2 separate regions of the Mus musculus genome follow, and region 2 is linked to region 1. A link is a loop called in an ENCODE intact Hi-C map of the cell type or tissue named here. Cell type or tissue: heart. All regions are shown on one strand. Each heading gives the region's core, and the rest is flanking DNA. Links, peaks and the distances in the headings are about the cores only. Region 1 overlaps 2810471M01Rik (RIKEN cDNA 2810471M01 gene). Region 2 holds the start of Gm34075 (a long non-coding RNA gene).

Region 1 (6,464 bases), core at 466-5,465:
TTTAATTTAGTGATATAGATACATTACCATTGTTCCAACTTAGAATTCTGCAACTGACATTTGAGATATATTGTCAGAGAAATACCAAGTGTTCTCTCCTCTCTGGTATGGCTCATGTCAAAGGAAGACAAGTGTCAATTTGAAATTTCTCTGAGGAAAGCAACATTGGTTAGCTCTAATTATATGCCTCATTTCATCAAGAAATTGCTATGAGTCAGTAGAGTAAGATTTCTTATGAGTAGAGCATGAAATAATTAAAATGGGGCTTTCTACTCGGTCATGTACACAGTCTGGGCTGGGAGGAGGTAGTATGCCATTTCACATTTTATACTTGGCAATGGAAATGCATTGCTTATAGTAGAAAGCTGGAGTCTTTCTCAGTCAGGTGAGCAGGCTTCGAAAGTTTCAGCTTGCTCTTGAACCTCTGCCTCCTTCTTTTGTGCAGCTCTGCCCCTGCTTAGACAGCAGTTCTGACCTAGTACAAAACACTGCAAAGCCAGCATTCCAAGACAAGAGTCTCCTCTTCTCCTCTCCACATTGGAGCCAGAACCAAAGCCCTATCTTGTACTCCAGACTCAGTAGTTTCTTGAAGACCCTCTTACAACTTCAAGCCTCTGAACAGAGTGACAAATGTCACAGCTGCACTTCTTACTCAGAGCAATCTGAAAAACCATCCACAGATGGTTCCCAGGTCTTAGGAGTCTGAATACTCGTGATTTTTTAATAGTGGAACTTAAAATATGACAATAGTTTGTTTTTCCTTGTAAAGAGGGTTTGGTTCTAGACATTTAAGTCTTGGGGGGTCTTCAAACTGTTATTTATTATCTATTTCATTCAATAAAAGGCACTAAATTATTAAGATGTAGAAACACAAATCAGAGCGGGAAAAGCTTCCCATACACTCATGTGTGAATGCATATGCAGGTATGTGCAGGCATGTACAGGTGTGTACACACATACATATGCATGCATACACACAAAAAGCATAATCTCATGTTATATTTTTACCATTAAAGGGCAAGATATTACACTGGAAATCCCAGTATCCACAAATGTGCATGCTGGCATCTCTGTACCCTCAAGCACCTTCCTTCCATGGCTTGGCATGGGGATAGCACAGCCTACTCCAGGTCTTGAATCTCCTAGCTACTTGCTCTTCTTAGCCTCTGTCAGGTTTGAAGGGGAAAGCCTTCACTGGAGTCTCTTGTGAGAGTGTATGGAATTCTCACATCCTGTCTGAGGCTGTACCTTCTGGGATCCTTGATATTGGATGTTCCATATTGCTCCGGCCATTACATCAGGCCCAACTCTGTACATCCCAACCACCCTCACTTCAGCTGACTAAGCATTTGGCATTTTGCTGCAATAGAATTTTCTTCAGTTACAATTTAAACTCTCTTTTGTTCTCTGTCAATCAGTGACCCTTACTGAGTTTCTATATTGTGCTAGGTGCATGGAAAACAAGCATGAAGAAATGCAGTCTATCCTCAAAGCAGTTATCAACAATTTATTTCTCCTTGGAGACCTGAAGTATCCCATATACTTTTCCCAGTGAGCCAGAGACCTAAACCACAGGCAAGTGATAGAAAGCAAACACAGAAACTAAAACTGATGCAGAGTCAAGGGCTCCCAAGGATCTTTGCAATGTGTAATCTGCATGCAAGGACATGTTGTACCCATGTTCTCCTATGGCTCTTCCATCTTCCTGCACAAATGTGACTTCCCCTCCCTCAATGTTGCTTGAATAATTTGCACATATCATCTCTCATTTAAAACTTTTCAACAACCATAAATCATACTTACCAAATCAACAAGAGGCAGAGAGAAGGAGTAGGAATATACCTACCATAGAGGGATAGCAGATAAATTCTTACCTGCCCTGCCACCAAACTAATAATGCCTGGAGCAAATCAGCTCACCCCTCCAGACCACAGCCTTCTCTTTAGAAAAACAAGTCAGTTGAAGTAACCCTGTCAGTACAAGTGGTACACACTGCATGTGCATGTGTCCTCTTAAACATTAGAACTCTATGAAATATCAAGCATCTTGGCTCATTTCATAGAAAAAGAAACTGAGGCACTGAGCAATAAAACAGATTTGGTCCAAGTTCTGTAACAAGCAAGCAGACGAGAATTAAAATACATGCCTTCTCTTTTGAGCACCTCCTCCATTGATCTCCAAGCTAGGCCATCCCCCAGTAGATGAGATTTACTGGTACTAATGACCTCCTTGGTGCTCATTTTATTCAGGTCTGTATGTGTAGAATGACTGCTGAGAGCTCATATCACATAGACTTTAGACCAGCTCAGCAAAGAGCATACAGAAAGAAAACTATGAATCAGGACTTCATCATCCTGAGACTAAAATAAACATCCTCCAAATGTTTTCTCAGGTACTTTAGAGAACAGCTGCATCCTGTGGAAGCAGAGAAGGAAACAGCAGCATCCACTAGAAAGCAACACTGGGAGTCAAGACATGACAATATCCAAATAAAAGCTCAGAATATGGCTTATTCTCCAGACCAAGGCCATAACGTAGTGCTCTCACCCCCATCACCAAACCAGGTCTCATGTTCTCTAGGACTTTTTCTTTGATTTAGCAGGGAGCCACTAAATCCATAGGAGTGACAGAATAGAGCCCTCCCTCCCCTTGACATTCTTTCTCTGAGCACCTTGGTGGATATTGGGTCTCTTGTAACAACACTATAATGTCTTGCTGCAATTGAGGTCATGGCCTTGCACAGCCCTTGAAGCACAGGTGCTTGTGGGCTGGGGCTTGCTATATGATGAACTACATCTCTAGCCAACTAAAGAGTAGTCTCATCTTACAGCATCTGCTAGCATCTCCTCCTGCTTCCTCTGCCACAACAAATAGCAGAACCATTGCTTCAAATGCCACCTGTAATATCCTAGTCCATGAAGCAGCTGCTTCTTGCTAGGACACACGGTGCTTTCCCATCAAGCCCTGCCCCCACCCTCCCCTCCTTCTGGCACAGACTTCTGAGCCTTCTGGCTCTGCTGTCATCTGTTCCAGGATGCCTTTCCTGTCCCTGAGCAACACGAACAGCTTTTCTCAGGGTCCACAGGGAATTTCCTGTGCTTTCCTCACAATTTTGCTCTTCAATGTGGTTTCTCCACATCTGGTCTGTGTTTTCCTCTTCAAAGAGCTTAGAGCAGTGCCTGTCCCCTGTAAATATCTGCTTGATTTTTCAAACAGCCTTCCTCCAATCATTAGAAGAATACAGTCTGTAAATATACAAAATAAAAGTAGGGATCCTTTGACTTTTGTTTTTTCACTCTCAAATTGTTCAGTTGTGAAAAAAAAAAACCCTACTTTAAAATAAATTGTTGACTGACAGAGATGATGAGAAAGGTGAGAAAAGGCTTGCTGTAACAATTATGTACACGGCCTGTCTCAAGTTTCTGAGTACATACATGCCAAGCCAAGACCTGCTAATTGGACCTCCAGCACATCAAGGTCCTTGCTGCACAGCTGCTGTTTACCCCAGCTCCAGAAGAATATGAGCAAAGTAGCCAACACCAGAAGGCATCCATGCTCTATTGGGCATTTCATCACCCTTGCCAAGATAGAGGTTCAACAAAGGCAAGAGCAGCTGGTGTGTTTTGTCACCCACCACTCCACACATACCTCTAACTTCAGTTGAAAACCAAGAGTGTTATTCAGAATTTTGACAGAGAATTGTTTAAACAATTCTGATGGAAAAGGTAAACTTTTCCTCTAGAGACATCAAAGTTGGTAAATGTGAAAATTCTCCCAGGATTTTCATGCCTCAGAATTTCTTATACTAATACCCTGTGTGCTAGTGTGAGGTGCCTGAAAACCATTAGTAGTGTGGACATTGTTTCTGACAGCCAGATGTATAGGTCTACAGGGGAGGAACTAGAGGAAATTGTGTGAGGCATTGCTTTGAAGATTATGTCCTGGGAGCATGGAGCCTGAGGGTGTCCTGCTGCATATAGGTGAATACAGGCTATCTTTGGACTTATGAATGACCTGCCAGCAAACTTTGATTAGTGTTCACTTGATCAAAGGCAGGAGTTACTGAATGGCAAAGGGACCTCCTTCACCACAAAACACCAAGAACTTTAGCAAAGGATCACTTTTTAACAAGTGGATAGACTTTTTGTTCCCTAATTCATCTTTCTTGACTTTTTAATGTTATATATACCATATTTTTGTTCCTGTACTGTGCCATTCAGTAAGCCTTGAATGTCGGGAGAACTGAATGGAGCTCAAGCACTGAGCCCTTAATAAGGATGAAGGTCCAAATGTGACTGTGTTGAGAATCAACAGAGCATTGCCTTTCTCACATGTTTCTTTACCCATAGAAGCTTGTGCCTTGCAGGTTCCAAAGCTAGAAGGCCTAAGGTGAGAGGGTGACACTGAAAATCACAGCTCCCTGAGAGCACCAGCGCAGGGAATGGAGGGACAATTGCAGAGAGACAGTTTCATTCCATAAAATGTCAAATTGCACAGTAGTAACTATAGCAGCAATAGCTAGAAGATGTGAATAAGAATGGGACTTTCCCTAGTCCACTTTCCTAAAGCAGACTTCTGGAAGGAGTACCCCATTGTCCATCGACCTTTGACAGACAAACCCAGGGGGCCGAATTGCATACTCCTTCCCCTGAGTTCATTTTCCAAGCATTATAATCAATTGGACACTAGTTGTCAATTTCTACACCTTCCTTTTGTCTCAACATATTCTAAGGCACTACGTAATGGTTGTAGTTAGGAGCACCCTTTAGGTTGTGTATAAGAGGGTTAACAGTACATTAGCATGCCCACTATCAATCAGAAAATTGCAGGTCAGCTCCTTGAATGATATGTTGCTGAGCACATTAAATTCTTGAACTCAGCAAAAATATGCAAACACTTTTACTCCTGAAATTATGGTTTAGGAGGGTGGAGTAAATGGACAGTAAGGAGGATGATCAATTTAGAATGGTTTAAATGGAACAATAATGGATTGCTACTTTTTCATCTTATCTAGTGTAGAAACTAAGTGCCCATGCTATCATTTTAGTATGAAGGAGATGGTGATGAGTAAGAAATCAAAAATAACTTTCTCGGCCTCTGCTTATGTGGCAGTACTTAAGCACCTGGGACACACACAGTGCCTTGACAGGGAGCCAATAGATATTTACCAACTGATAGCACTGGAACAAAGTGAAGAACAAATCGTTCTCCTTTCTTCTGGACATTGTAGACTTCACTTTCCATCTAAGCTTATGCAACTCCGGGCTCTGGTTACCATAGATTCCAAAGTTTATTATTAACCTCCCATGTAGTACTCCTGAGTGACTCTCCATGACACTACTCTCCACACCAAATAGAATACACATCCCTCTGTACTCTAGAGTCTATATTTTCTATAAGATGAAATCAAGAAAGCCCTGCACTGAGAACTAATCGCATCCTCTATTTTCTATTCCATATTGGCTGGCCCCCATAAATTTTGGTGAAAATAATGACTGGTCTGTTTTTTAGAGAAAGTTTGCTGGCCCTCTTTTTGAGATAAAAAATAAAAAACAAAACTTAAGCTCTCTTCTTTTAAAACTTGAAGTACTCTTGGGTATGAAATTTAAACACATAAATCCATAAATTTAGTCCATGTTGTTATGGGTAATTCTGTGGGAGCACATAGTCTATGTGCAATCCACTTTTCTCTTTGAAGAGTAAATGAGGATGCCCATTTTAGTACAGCTAGTTCCTCCACAACATGCAAGATCATCTCAAACTATAAATTCTATTTTAGAAATAGATATAGAATAGACTTTTCAAACAGATGTATACAGCATATACTCAATATTGACATGTGAAATGTCCTTTTAACTATGACTAAGATACTGTCATCAAGTGTGACATTAGTTAGCTGCATCAGCGACCTGAGACTATAAACACAACAATTAGCAGTTTTGAGTTTTCGTTTCTTCTACAATTGTATTTTGATATCTAAGCTCTGGAAAATGTCAATATGCTAGTTAACTATACTAATCTGCATTAAATGTATATTTTAAATATTAAAGTTATTAATGTAACCATACAAAATACTATGTACTACTGAGATATAAAAGACATAGTCCCTGCTCTCAGAAAATTTTAAATCTAATGGGAACACTTTATAGATTTTTAAATTTCATATAATGAATATACATAAGGAAAGGAGATTTTGCTTAATTTAAGCAATTGTGTAAGTATTATTTCCCCAACAGTGAGGAAAAACCCAAATGCACCCCTAAAACCTTCCTCCAACTTTCCTAGGTTTCATGAAGACTGGAATTCTACTATATTCTGCAAATTCACTTCTTTTGCTTAAGCAGGATCCCACTGCCCTCCAGTGTCAGTGAGCATATTTAATTATAGGCATGTAAAATAGTACAATCATTTAAATACATTACTACAGTAGGTTACTTTTTTAAGGCAATCAGATTTATGAATTA
Region 2 (6,464 bases), core at 972-5,971, 56 kb before region 1:
TTTAATCACACAGATACAGGAGATGGACAGGGTAATGTTTCAGGAGGCAATTCTCCTTGGTAGTGCAGTGGGAGTAAAAGAGATTGAAAATAAAAATTTTCCACTAAGGCAAATGGCAGCTGAGCTGCAGCTGACAAAGGGTTAACAGAGCTTCAGGTCCTGCTGCCCTTAGCTGTTTAATTGTTGTAAGCCAGGGAAGTAGTTGCAGGCCAGAGCTTTGCTACAGAAGCCTCATTTGTCAAAGACCTTTCAGAAAGTGACTCTAACTGAATGGATTTATACAGAAACCAAGAATTGGGTTTGTTTCCCAAATGCAAGTGACTTGAACCCTCTTGACTTATCCCTCAAAAGAAATTCTCTACAAAATTCCCTTTCATATATTAATACATCATTACCCCAATACCAAAATAAACATACCACAGACAAAGAAATGGTGGCCTTTGAAAACTATTTGTGTGTGTGTGTGTGTGTGTGTGTGTGTGTGTGTGTGTGAGTGAAGCAGGGACTTTAAACTTGAGCATGTAATTACAATCCCCAGGGAAACCTTTTTATCCTATTGCTAACTCCACCTTGTCCTCTTGGAGTAGGTCTAGGTAGGGTCCAGGAATTAGGATTCTAACAGTTTCTAAGTTGTACTGAAACTTTTTTGTTCTGAACTGCTTGAGAGACCCACTGTCCTTTTAACTGTACACTGCCTTCTCTCTGTGTTAACAGTTTATGCTCATGCACATACATACCACCGTAAACAAGTCCTACAAAAACACCAAATATTAACAGATATTTTGAATATTCTGTGTATCTGTCATATAAACCCTTCGAAGCTCACATCATTGCCTCAATTAGAAATTCAATCAGCCCAAACCCAACTCTCAACATGTGTCCTTAAGTATTTTTCTACCTGACTGAATCCAAATTAACTGGTATCAAACTGATGATGATTGTAATGGCCCATCAGGTAAAGGTGCTTGTGATATGAGCAACCTGAGTGTGAGTCCCAGAGTCTGCTAACAGTGGATAGAGAGAATTAACTCCACAGGGCCATCCTCTGACCCATTGAGGCATGCCACTTGTGCCCATACACAAGTCATATCTTCATGCACCTAGGCACACACACACACACAAATAGTAAAGGTTTAAAAATTGACTGGCCTTCATATCTTGGTCAATGTCATAGATAGATAGATAGATAGATAGATAGATAGATAGATAGATATGATATTATATATTGCAGATATATACATATATGTCACATATATACATGTATATGTCATATATATGTATTGATGTGACATATATACAGATAAATAAACATAAAAATACATACAAACACACACATATTACATATTTGTACCAATTCTAATTCTAAACAGAAGAGTATAGCTTTTCTTTCTCCTTATGTTACTTGGAACAACAATAACAAAATGTTACTCAAGAAATTTAGCAAAATCAACCTGCCCCCAAAAATATTCCAGTTCTTCCTGGATACACAAAGAGCACAAGATAAGCCAGGTCCCTGACCTACAAAGCCCAGAACAGTCTTGAGCAGACTAAGGCCCATGTAAATATCAAATGTAAGCACCACCAACTGTTTTTGTGGTGGTGGTGATGGTTATAGGGATACTAGAAGTGGGATTTGGTGATTTGTTGTTTGTTTGTTTGTTCATCTTGGTCATTGCCAATGGAAATAGAAACAAGAGATAACATATACCCATACTTCCTAAGCCTTAGAGAAAATCAGCTGGAGGGGATGGTCAAGAACATGCAATGCTGCTGTTCAACTTCTGACCCAGCTCATCTCAAATGAAGCCAAAGATCCAAGTTCTCAAGTGATATCAGAAATGCTGGTCTCTTCTTATCAGGACCTGTCGTGCTGCAGCAATGGAACAGGTCTCCCTTTAACAAGCCACACACATCTAATCACCCACCGGGAGGGAGGCCTCCCTGCGTTTCTCAGCCATGACTACCAACCAAGCCAACCCATCAGCTGAAGCAGCCACCTGAGCTAGCCAGACTCTCTCCTCTTCACGGTTACCTGCCAGAACTCTCCTCCTACCCTTTTCTCTCTGGCCCCTGGGCCAGAGTCCACCCTAGTTCTCAGCTCAGAGTCCCCACCAGTTCTCAGCTCATCTATGACATTCTGAAGCTTCTGAGATGTCTGAGAACAAGAACCTGACATCCTTGGCCTGCATGCGGCCCAGGGACCCCAGAACCAGCTCTTCTGCAGTACCCAGCAGAGCCTGTGGTGCCAGAGAGTAAGATCCCGGCTCCTGCAATTCCATAGGGACCACAGACTGCAGCTTCTTCACCCCCAGAGCAGGATTCCACAGCTTCTCACAGTCCAATGCCCACCCGGCAGTACCCTGGGGTCCACATAGTCAAGCTCCCACATCTCCCTAGCCTCGAGCGGACAAAGGACCCTATTTTTGCCCCAAAGACATGCCAAGAGATTGGACTTCATATCTATTTTACTCATAGAGCATGTTCTTCACTCAAACAAGCTTATAACAAGTGTGGAAACTGTTGAGAAGGGCCAGCTCCCCTTAATGAGAATGGACCAAGTTGTTATGTTTGGTCACAAAGGTGAATTTGAAAAAAAGAATGACGTTTACATGTATACAACAGTGAATTTATTTTGATGTCCATGTGCACCAAATAGACTTTTGTGTATGAGAGATAGAGACAAAGAGACCACAAGCAAGACTGGGCAGGGTTAGTGGCTAGAGTTGAACAAGTGAAATAATAATTATTATAATAATAATTTTCTAATTATTTAAGTTTCCTGAAAAAGTAAGGAAGGGCACATGACAGAAAATGGAGAACCAGAACCAAGCCCTAGTGGGCAGAGACCATGATGGGCAGAAGAGATGTAGAGTCAATAGCTAAGTACCAGAAAAACACAACATCCATTATCTTTCACCCAAACTTCACTTTATAGCTGAGACAAACACAAAGGAGCAAGGATTAGTTCTCCTGTCCTTCAAAAATATGGGTAGGTAACCAGCTGCCTTTATAAATGTGATGGAGAACACTTCATCCTATAAATAAGTCAGACTCGATTTTTTAATATTAAAACAATGTCTTTGCTTTTAATGAGCACAACTGCCAATAGCCAGAACCACGGGTTATGAATCACTCCTGCTTCTTCCTCTGCTTCCTAATTTCCTGCTAAGGAGACAGGGCTGAATGGGGTCATTAATCTGAATTAGAAATACTGTGACCTGCTCTGACTTCCTTGCTAACACTGTGTGGCAGGACTGGAACTGTGGGGGTTTTGCTTTCTATTCTGCTCTGGGGAAGAGGTGGCGTGGGGGAGATGCTAACTAGTTTTGTCTTTATGCTTCTATTTCTCCCCAGCTAGACTTTGTACAGTCCATTTACTGTTCCAATTGCTGTTTGGGCATCTCACATTAAGCTTCTAAATTATCAGTTTCAATTCTTTCAATGTTGCTAAATGATTACCTTTGTTTAGTCCTTTTCCAGAATTCTAAAAGTTCCTCTCTGAAGGCTAAAATAATATACTTCTTCCTAATAGAGAGATGTCTTAACCATCATCAACATAGCAAAGCACCTGAGATGTTTAAACTATAAAGGATGTTTTAAAAAGGTTCACAATTTGGGACACTCTGATCAAATATGAGATTCCAGCCTCTAGTATATGGGTTGGCCAGTAGGAATGCATGGCAGAGTTCATTGCAGAACAAGTCATTCACCTTGGAGAGGAAACAAATGAAAAGAGAGGAGAGACCCCAGTCTCCAGACAAAAGGAGATAGCAAGGTATCACATACTGCCAGCTGATCAGTGACTGCTTGCTGGGCTCTACCTCCAAAAGGCTATACCATCTTCCAATACCATCTTCCTGAATACCCAACCTATGACACGAGGGTCTTTGAAGGACACTTACCTTAATCACAACAAGGAGATGTGCACTTTTTCTGTTGAACTAACATCATTCAATGACTGTGATCTGTGATGGTCAGTCATTTTGTCATCTACTAAACTGATTTTTTTTTTTAAGAATCATCGAGGAAACATGCCTCTTGACGTGTCTTCACGGGCATTTCCAGAGCTGCTTAACTGTAGAAGGAAAATCTTCCATGAATGAAGCATGATCCCATGGGTTGGGGGTTCCAGACTGAATAAAGAACAGAAACAGGAGAAGGTGAGCCAGCATCCAATACACAACTCTGTCTGCTGTTTGATTACGGAAGTAATGCGACCAGTTGCTTCATTTTCCTGACTCCAGGAATCCTACCCACTATGGACTGCACCCCTAAGATCTGGATCTAGAAGAAACATCCTTCCTTAGGCTGCTTTTGTTAGGCATTTAGTCACAGCCATGACTGTGTGGTAACCGATGTAATAGTTATCTCACTGTGGTCCTCAGAGGGAGGACGCTGAACCGAGGAGATGCATCTTCAGTAAGCCTTTTTCATCACAGACTTAGATCAGAAGCAACATAGTCAAAGGCCCTTGAGAGTCTCGGTGTGAAGATATCACTTTATAGCTGTAGAACATTTCTTTCACAAACATTTCATAGTGGACATTTGAAAATAATTAAGAGCTTCACGTTTACTAATTTACTTCCATGGCTAAATGCCTGGTAAAAATTACGCTGGACTTTATTAGGGCTAGTGAAAAGTGGGTATTACCTCCTGCACTTCTGTCCTTGTTCGTGAAACAGTCACACATTACAGCAGACAGCTAAGGAGAGTTCCACAGAGCCACCTATGTCCACAGACAGCTTCCCAGCTTGCCCACCTCCTTTCTGACTCCTGACTGATCACCCTCATTGTTGATTAGTAGAATTGGGCCAGAAGTCAAAGTGGATTTGTTGTCCCTGATGACAACCTTGGAAAGCTGCAGCATCACCTGCTTCAGCACTTACCAGAGCTGCTCATAGACTCCAAAGACAGCCAGCATCCTCTCCCATTTCCACATCCCCCACCTCCTCCTAAATGACCCAGAGTGACTGGAGCCAACTTGCTTTGAAGCCTCAGGCCTTGGTGTTTTGTTGCTGCTCTAGGACTGTGGAAAACTCAAATCATATTCTGCAGTCATTGGCCGTGGGGTCCTAAGCAGTCTAATAAGTCAATCAGTTCCTCCCAACTCCTTCCCTTTGAGCTGGCAAAAATCATTAAAATGACTTCCCTCCCTCCTCAGCTGCACTTTGTATAGCCAATTTACCTTGATTTTCATGAATCTTCTCAACTCGCTATCATTTGGAAGTGGGAGAGAGTTTAATACTTTAGCTCAGAAATGCAGAAGTTCTGTCATTGATTGAACGCCTTCTGCTTTTGACAAGTGTTGGCAAAGGAGGAGGCAACCCCTGATAGAAGTATTCCAAAAACACAGCTTCCCAAGTGCCTAACATGTACCCATTGGACCCCAAGAGCTTGGAGACACTTATGGCCTCAACAAAGGAGCAGTCATATCTCTTGTAAGAAAGTCCTGGGGGAGAACCAGGAGAAAGCACTTTACATGAATAAGAAAGTGGGAGGCACTCAGTCCAAACACAGCCACCCCCAAAACCCTGGCTGGAAAAGGAAAGTGAAAATGGCTTTCTGAGTCCCACTGGAATGCTTTCACATATAGTGGGTGATTTCTTATGGGAGTCAGTTTTGTTGAGTCTCAAGAGGGCTATGATACATCTAGCAATTTTCCCCCTCTTCCTGCAGAATCAGTGGCCCAGCCTGGATGCGTAACAAGAAGTGTTCACCATAAGGTTATTATTGAAGGGAAAGAGTTCTGACCCAGCTGAAATCCCAGCCCAGAGCTCAGGCTAACCATAGCCCAATGGAAGGACTGCATCTATAACTCTGATACTCTAGAATTACCAGAAAGTTGTGTATGTGACCCTCCTTTACCTTAGGGAAAACATCTTACATCTAACCTGTAGCCAAATTTACAGCCCATTCCTCTCCAATGACACATACTTGCACAGTCATCTGCACTTGCAATAATGTAAATGGGCTATGGTCTACATTTCCTTTATAACTGCTCCCATTCCCTCCTTTCATCATCATTTTCTAGTGAAGCAGAATCACCCTGGAGAGAATGGCATCCCAGCAGAAGAAGGTCAGAGGCAACATGGGCAGAGTCACAGGAGCCCAGGTTCAAATCCCAGTCAGCACTTTACAGTGACACGGCATCATCCTGTGTTGCCCACTGTCCACCCAGAGGGCAAAGGAGAGCCAGGATGAATAGGTTTCACTCTGGTCACCAGAAATGCTAAGGTGTTACAGCTCTTAGTGGAGCAGTAAGGAGGCTTGGGCAGCTTGCACAGGACAGGTATCTGAAATCCCATGTTTGAGGTCACCTACCATGGCAGCAACAGTGCCAGCCCAAGAGGTGGCGGCAGCAGTGTAAGCGCAGCCTTACAGGCCGGTTCAAGGTCTAGAGATGAATTTTTAAGGAGAGAGAACTCTTCCCCCAAGTATTACAACTCAGTAAAAGCAGCCACTCT

Evidence for each region. Peaks named below come from ENCODE experiments on the same cell type or tissue, not always from the same donor. Only the 100,000 strongest peaks of a DNase experiment are listed, where the experiment ranks them.
Region 2: a loop joins it to region 1, with 2.0 times the contacts of the local background. A loop is called at or near these places in 2 of 42 quality-filtered maps.

The regions. Positions count from the first base shown.
Region 1 is chr11:28,689,997-28,696,460 of GRCm38, forward strand. It overlaps 2810471M01Rik (RIKEN cDNA 2810471M01 gene), which reads left to right. Exons shown (of 3, transcript NR_045906.1): 3 at 2,393-3,280. Among named protein-coding and RNA genes, the nearest start is that of 2810471M01Rik, 12 kb to the left of the region's middle. In heart, for the core only: no CTCF peak of the experiment used is centred there; DNase peaks (open chromatin) are centred at 3,015 and 3,505; H3K27ac peaks cover 640 bases.
Region 2 is chr11:28,633,750-28,640,213 of GRCm38, forward strand. It overlaps Gm34075 (a long non-coding RNA gene), which reads right to left and starts at 4,122. Exons shown (of 3, transcript XR_381118.2): 1 at 3,903-4,122. In heart, for the core only: no CTCF peak of the experiment used is centred there; no DNase peak of the experiment used is centred there.